Regions from separate parts of the Homo sapiens genome. Here region 2 is linked to region 1. A link is an interaction called in ENCODE POLR2A ChIA-PET data of the cell type or tissue named here. Cell type or tissue: HepG2. All regions are shown on one strand. Each heading gives the region's core, and the rest is flanking DNA. Links, peaks and the distances in the headings are about the cores only.

Region 1 (2,907 bases), core at 229-2,728:
GTTGGCCACGCTGGTCTTGAACTCCTGACCTCAGGCGATCCACCCGCTTCAGCCTCCCAAAGTGCTGGGATTACAGGCATGAGCCACCGCGCCTGGCCACTGTCTCATATTTCTGATCCACCTCCCCAGGCTGCTTCCAGACCCCATGAGCTTTGGGGATCGTCCCCAAGGCCCCCAGTGACTGATGGCGAGACGGGAGGCTGGAAGAGGTGGCTGTTCACAGCTGGGCGGAGCTGGCACACACTGCCCTTACCTGTCAGGGTGTACTCTGTCTGCCGGATGCCCTCGATGACCATCCAGGGCTGGTCCTCCTTGAGGCGGGGCGGGCCCTCGAAGTTGGTCCGCCGGTACTCCAGCACGTAGTGGTCAATCTTGCTGTCCTCATCCGGCATGCGCCACACCAGGGTCACACAGTTATCTGCCACCAGGGACTCAGCCAGGTCGATCACGGGTGCGCTGGGCACTGACCAAGACGGAAAGGAGAGGGGGTCGGGATTCTGTGCCTGGTTCAGGGGGCAGGGGGCTTGCTGCAGGGCTGCCCAACCACATGTTGGACAATTTTGGGGGCATGGCCACAAAGGGGTTCCATGTTTGGCAGGGTGGAGACTTTTTTTTTTTTAGAGACAGAGTCTTGCTCTTGTCACCCAGGCTGGAGTGCAGTGGCACGATCTTGGCTCACTGCAACCTCCGACTCCCTGGTTCAAGCGATTCTCCTGCCTCAGCCTCCTGAGTAGCTGGGATTACAGTCGTGAGCCACCATGGCCCGGCTAATTTTTTATATTTTTAGTAGAGACAGGGTTTCTCCATGTTGGCCAGGCTGGTCTTGAACTCCTGACCTCAAGTGATCCACCCGCCTCGGCCTCCCAAAGTGCTGGGATTCCAGGCGTGAGTCACCGCGCCCGGCCATGGAGACGCTAAGGTTCCATCAGTGGGTTGGGGGAGGGCTGAGCTTTCTTGGGATTCCATCATTTACAGGCAGAATTATTCCAAAATCTCTGCCAATGAGGGATGCGGCTTTCTTTGGGGCTGCATCATAGACAGGCTGGGTTCTCAGTCCATTTCTCCTCGGGGACGTGGCCTTCTCAGGGCTCCACCCCTGGAAACAGGGTTTTCCCAGGAGCTACCATGTGGTGGGCAGGCCCTTCTCGTGGCTCTATCCAGGGAGGAGGTCTCGGGAGGACTCCACTCCCCCAACGACATGGTATTCTCAGGGCTCCACCCCTGTGGACAGAGTTTTCCCAGGACCTCACCCCCTGGTGGGTGGGGCTTTCTGATGGCTCCACCCATGGGCGGGACTTGATGAATACCCCACCCCCACAGGACGTGCTATTCTCAGGGCTCCACCCCTGGGGACAGGATTTTCCCACCTGGTGAGTTTGACCTTCTCATGGCTCCACCCCAGGGCGGGGCCTCATGAGGACTCAACCAACCCCACAGGACATGGTATTCTCACAGTTCCACCCCTGGGTACAGAGTTTTCCCAGGATGTCACTACACAGTGGGTGGGGTCTTCCCATGGCTCCACCCAGGGGCGGGGCTCCATGAGAACTCCACCCCCCACAGGGCGTGGAATTCTCAGAGCTCCACCTCCCCCAGGCGGAATTCAGACACCGGGTCGTCCACCATACTCCAGGTCCTGTTTCAGGGCCTCCTAGCCTCCCAGGTCATTCCCCGGAAGTCCTGGCCCTCTAGTGCGTGCCCCTCTCACCAGGCAGGAACTTGAGTGCCTGTAGCATCTGCCGCTCTTGCGCGAAGTCCACCATGAGGTGACTCATGTTGTCACTGACCTTCGCTTTCAATGATAGCCGGAAGGCAGGGGCCATGGTCACTCTGCAGGAAGGAGGTGGCAGGCGTTGCGTGGGGGACCAGGCCTGGTCATCCGTGGCGCGAGGGGGCCCCTCCCCAGGGCTCCCGTCCAGGGCTCTGAGATGAGACACCCTCACCAGGTGGCCCCTGTCTTCACACCAGGGGCAGGGTAGTGGGGTGGGGGCCAGACCCCAGTGTCTTACCCATCTTTGATTTGCTTGGCAGCCTAGAGAGAGGAACAGAACAACATTCAAAGATTTCTTTTTTTGTTTTTGAGACGGAGTCTTGCTCTGTTGCCCAGGCTGGATTGCAGTGGAGAGATCTCGGCTCACTGCAACCTCCACCTCCTGGGTTCAAGCAATTCTGCCTCAGCCTCCTGAGTAGCTGGGATTACAAGCACCCACCACCACACCCGGCCAATTTTTTGTATTTTTAGAGAGATGGGGTTTTGCCATGTTGGCCACACTGGTCTCAAACTCCTGACCTCAGGTGATCCGCCTGCCTCAGCCTCCCAGAGTGCTGGGATTACAGGCATGAGCCACCGTGCCTGGCCCAAAGATTTGTTTCATTTTTTGTGTTTTTTTTTTTTTGAGATGGAGTCTTGCTCTGTCGTTCAGGCTGGAGTGCAGTGGCACGATCTCGGCTCACTGCAAGCTCCGCCTCCCGGGTTCACGCCATTCTCCTGCCTCAGCCTCCCGAGTAGCTGGGACTACAGGCGCCCGCCACCACACCCAGCTAATTTTTTGTATTTTTAGCAGAGATAGGGTTTCACTGTATTAGCCAGGCTTGTCTTGATCTCCTGACCTCATGATCGGCCCGCCTCAGCCTCCCAAAGTGCTGGGATTACAGGCGTGAGCCACTGCGCCCGGCCCAAAGATTTGTTTCTACCAAATCATAAAGCCACTCTACAGACATGAAGACTGAGGCCTCTCGAGGAAGGTATTTGCCAAAGTGTCCCTGCACTTCTGGACTGTGCCCTGAAGACAGAGGATGGCCAAGACAGGCTCCCATCCCCACCCCAACCTCCTGCCCACACCCAGCCCATACAGCTGGCAAATTCACTGAATAAAACTACAGGATGCCCAGTTAAATTGGCATTTC
Region 2 (2,907 bases), core at 255-2,754, 510 kb before region 1:
GTAGTCCCAGCTACCCGGAAGGCTGAGGCAAGAGAATCGCTTGAACCTGGGAGGCAGAGGTTGCAGTGAGTCGAGATCATGCCATTGCACTCTAGCCTGGAAAATGGAGCAAGACTCCATCTCCAAAATATATAAATAAATAAATAAATATATATATATATCTCCTAATAATACATTTTATTAATCCAATATGTAAATGCATTTAATAATATATTTTATTTAACTCAATATACCCAACATGGTCCAATATAATGTTCCATTACGAATGAGGCATCTTCCATACCTTTTTTATTTTGTTGTTTTTGAGACAGCGTCTCACTCTATTGCCCAGGCTGGAGTGCAGTGGCGCGATCTCCGGTCACTGCAGCCTTGATTCTCCTGGCCTCAGGCGATCCTCTGACCTCAGTCTACCAAGGAGCTGGGGCCACAGGCATGCACCACCACACCCAGCTAATTATTTTTATTTTAATTTTATTTATTTATTTATTTGTTTGTTTCTTTATTTTGAGATGGAGTTTTGCTCTTGTTGCCCAGGCTGGAGTGCAATGGTGTGATCTTGGCTTACTGCAACCTCTGCCTCCTCGGTTCAAGCGATTCTCCTGTCTCAGCCTCCCGAGTAGCTGGGATTACCAGCACCTGCCACCATGCCCTGCTAATATTTTTTATTTTTAGTAGAGACAGGGTTTCACTGTGTTGGCTAGGCTGGTCTCGAACTTCTAAACTCAGGTGATCCACCTGCCTCAGCCTCCCAAAGTGCTGGGATTACAGGCGTGAGCCACCACACCCGGCCTATTTTTATTTTTTGTAGAGATGGGTCTCACTGTTGCCCAGGCTGGTCTCGAACTCTTGGGCTCAAGAGATCCTCCTACCTCAGCCCCCTAAAGTACTGGGATTATAGGCATGAGCCACTGCACCCTGCCTTAATTAATTAAAAATTAGATAAAATGCCGGCCGCGGTGGCTCACGCCTGTAATCCCAACACTTTGGGAGGCCAAGGTGGGAGGATCACTTGAGCCCAGGCAACATGGGGAGACCCAGTCTCTACAAAAATACAAAAATTAACGGGTACATATCCAGGTTTGTTATATAGCTAAATGGCATGTCACAGGGTTTGGTGTACAGATTATTCCATCACACAGGTAATAACTGTCGTACCTGATAGGTAGTTTTTTGTTGTTGTTGTTTTAAGACAGAGTCTCGCTCTGTCGCCCAGGGTGGAGTGCAGTGGCGCCATTTCAGTTCACTGCAACCTCTGCCGCCCGGGTTCCAGCAATTCTCCTCCCTCAGCCTCCCAAGCAGCTGGGATTACAGGCGCACACTGCCACACCCGGCTAATTTTTTGTATTTTAGTAGAAACGGGGTTTTACCATGTTGCGCAGGCTGGTCTCGAACTCCTGAGCTCAGGCAATCCACACACCTCGGCCTTCCAAAGTGCTAGGATTACAGGCGTGAGCCACCGCTCCCGACCCTCCTCTCCCTCCTCCTCACCACCACCCTTAAGCAGGCTCTGTTATTTTATTTTATTTTTTTTTGGAGACAGAGTCTTGCTCTGTCACCCAAGTTGGAGTGCAGTGGTGTGATCTCTGCTCACTCCAGCCTCGACTTCTTGGGTTCAGGTGATTCTCCCACCTCAGCCTCCCTAGTAGCTGGGACTACAGGCACCCGCCACCACACGTGGCTAATTTTTCTATTTTTAGTAGAGACGGGATTTCGCCATGTTGGCCAGGATGGTCTTGAACTCCTGACCTGAGGTGATCCACCTGCCTCGGCCTCCCAAAGTGCTGGGATTACAGGTGTGAGCCACTGTGCCTGGCCCTGTTGTTCCCTTCTTTGTGTCCTGCGGTGGCTCACGCCTGTAATCCCAACACTTTGGGAGGCCGAGGCAGGTGGGTCATCTGAGGTCAGGGGTTCCAGACCAGCCCGACCAATATGAGGCAACCCCATCTCTACTAAAAATACAAAAATTAGCCGGGCATAGTGGTGCGAACCTGTAATCCCAGCTACTCAGGAGGCTGAGGCAGGAGAATCTCTTCAACCCAGGAGGCGGAGGTTGCAGTGAGCTGAGATTGCGTCACTGCACTCCGGCCTGGATGACAGAGCGAGACTCTGTCTCCAAAAAAAAAAAAAAAAAAAAAATTGGATAAAAGTTAAAATTCAAGCCAGGCATGGTGGCTCATACCTGTAATCCCAGCACTTTGGGAGGCTGAGGCAGGCAGATAGCTTGAGGTCAGGAGTTCAAGACCAGCCTGGCCAACATGGCAAAACCCTGTCTCTACTAAAAATACAAAAATTAGCTGGGCGTGGTGGCATGTGCCTGTGATCCCAGCTACTGGGGAGGCTGAGGCACGAGAATAACTTGAACCCAGGAGAGGGGGGTGGCAGTGAGCTAAGATCGCACCACTGCACTCCAGCTTGGGCGACAGAGCAAGACTTCATCCTAAAAAAAAAAAAAATTAAAATTCAGTGTCTCTTTACTACCACAGCCACATTTCAGGTGCCCAGTAGACACAGGTAGCTGGGGGCTGCCATACTGGACAACACAGACAGAGAGTGTTGAGGCTGATCTAGACTGCAAGTATCTGCAGTGTATTAGCTACTGTGGCTGTGGTAATAAAGTGCCCCAGCCCGGATGGCTTAAGCAACAGAAATTTATTCTCTCACAGTTATGGAGGCTGGAAGTCCAAGATCGAGGTGTTGTAGGGTTGGTTCCCTCTGAGGACTCTCCTTAGCTTGCAGACGGCCGCCTTCTCCCTGGGTCTCCTCACATCATCTTCCTTCTGTGCAGTTACGTGTCTGTATCTGAATGCCCCCTGCCTTTTCCTTTTTTGATGCAGGTTCTTGCTCTGTTACCCAGGCTGGAGTGCAGTGGCGAGATCTTAGCTTGCTTGCTGCAGCCTCAACCTCCCA

What was found. Peaks named below come from ENCODE experiments on the same cell type or tissue, not always from the same donor. Only the 100,000 strongest peaks of a DNase experiment are listed, where the experiment ranks them.
Region 2: POLR2A ChIA-PET joins it to region 1 with 7 read pairs; 3 of 35 experiments call an interaction of 5 or more read pairs at or near these places.

The regions. Positions count from the first base shown.
Region 1 is chr19:4,309,398-4,312,304 of GRCh38, reverse strand. It overlaps FSD1 (fibronectin type III and SPRY domain containing 1), which reads right to left. Exons shown (of 13, transcript NM_024333.3): 5 at 2,010-2,032; 6 at 1,709-1,830; 7 at 254-463. Among named protein-coding and RNA genes, the nearest start is that of FSD1, 6.3 kb to the right of the region's middle. In HepG2, for the core only: no CTCF peak of the experiment used is centred there; DNase peaks (open chromatin) are centred at 1,544 and 1,674.
Region 2 is chr19:4,823,559-4,826,465 of GRCh38, reverse strand. The region is part of intron 1 of TICAM1 (TIR domain containing adaptor molecule 1); the gene reads left to right. Among named protein-coding and RNA genes, the nearest start is that of TICAM1, 6.7 kb to the left of the region's middle. In HepG2, for the core only: no CTCF peak of the experiment used is centred there; no DNase peak of the experiment used is centred there.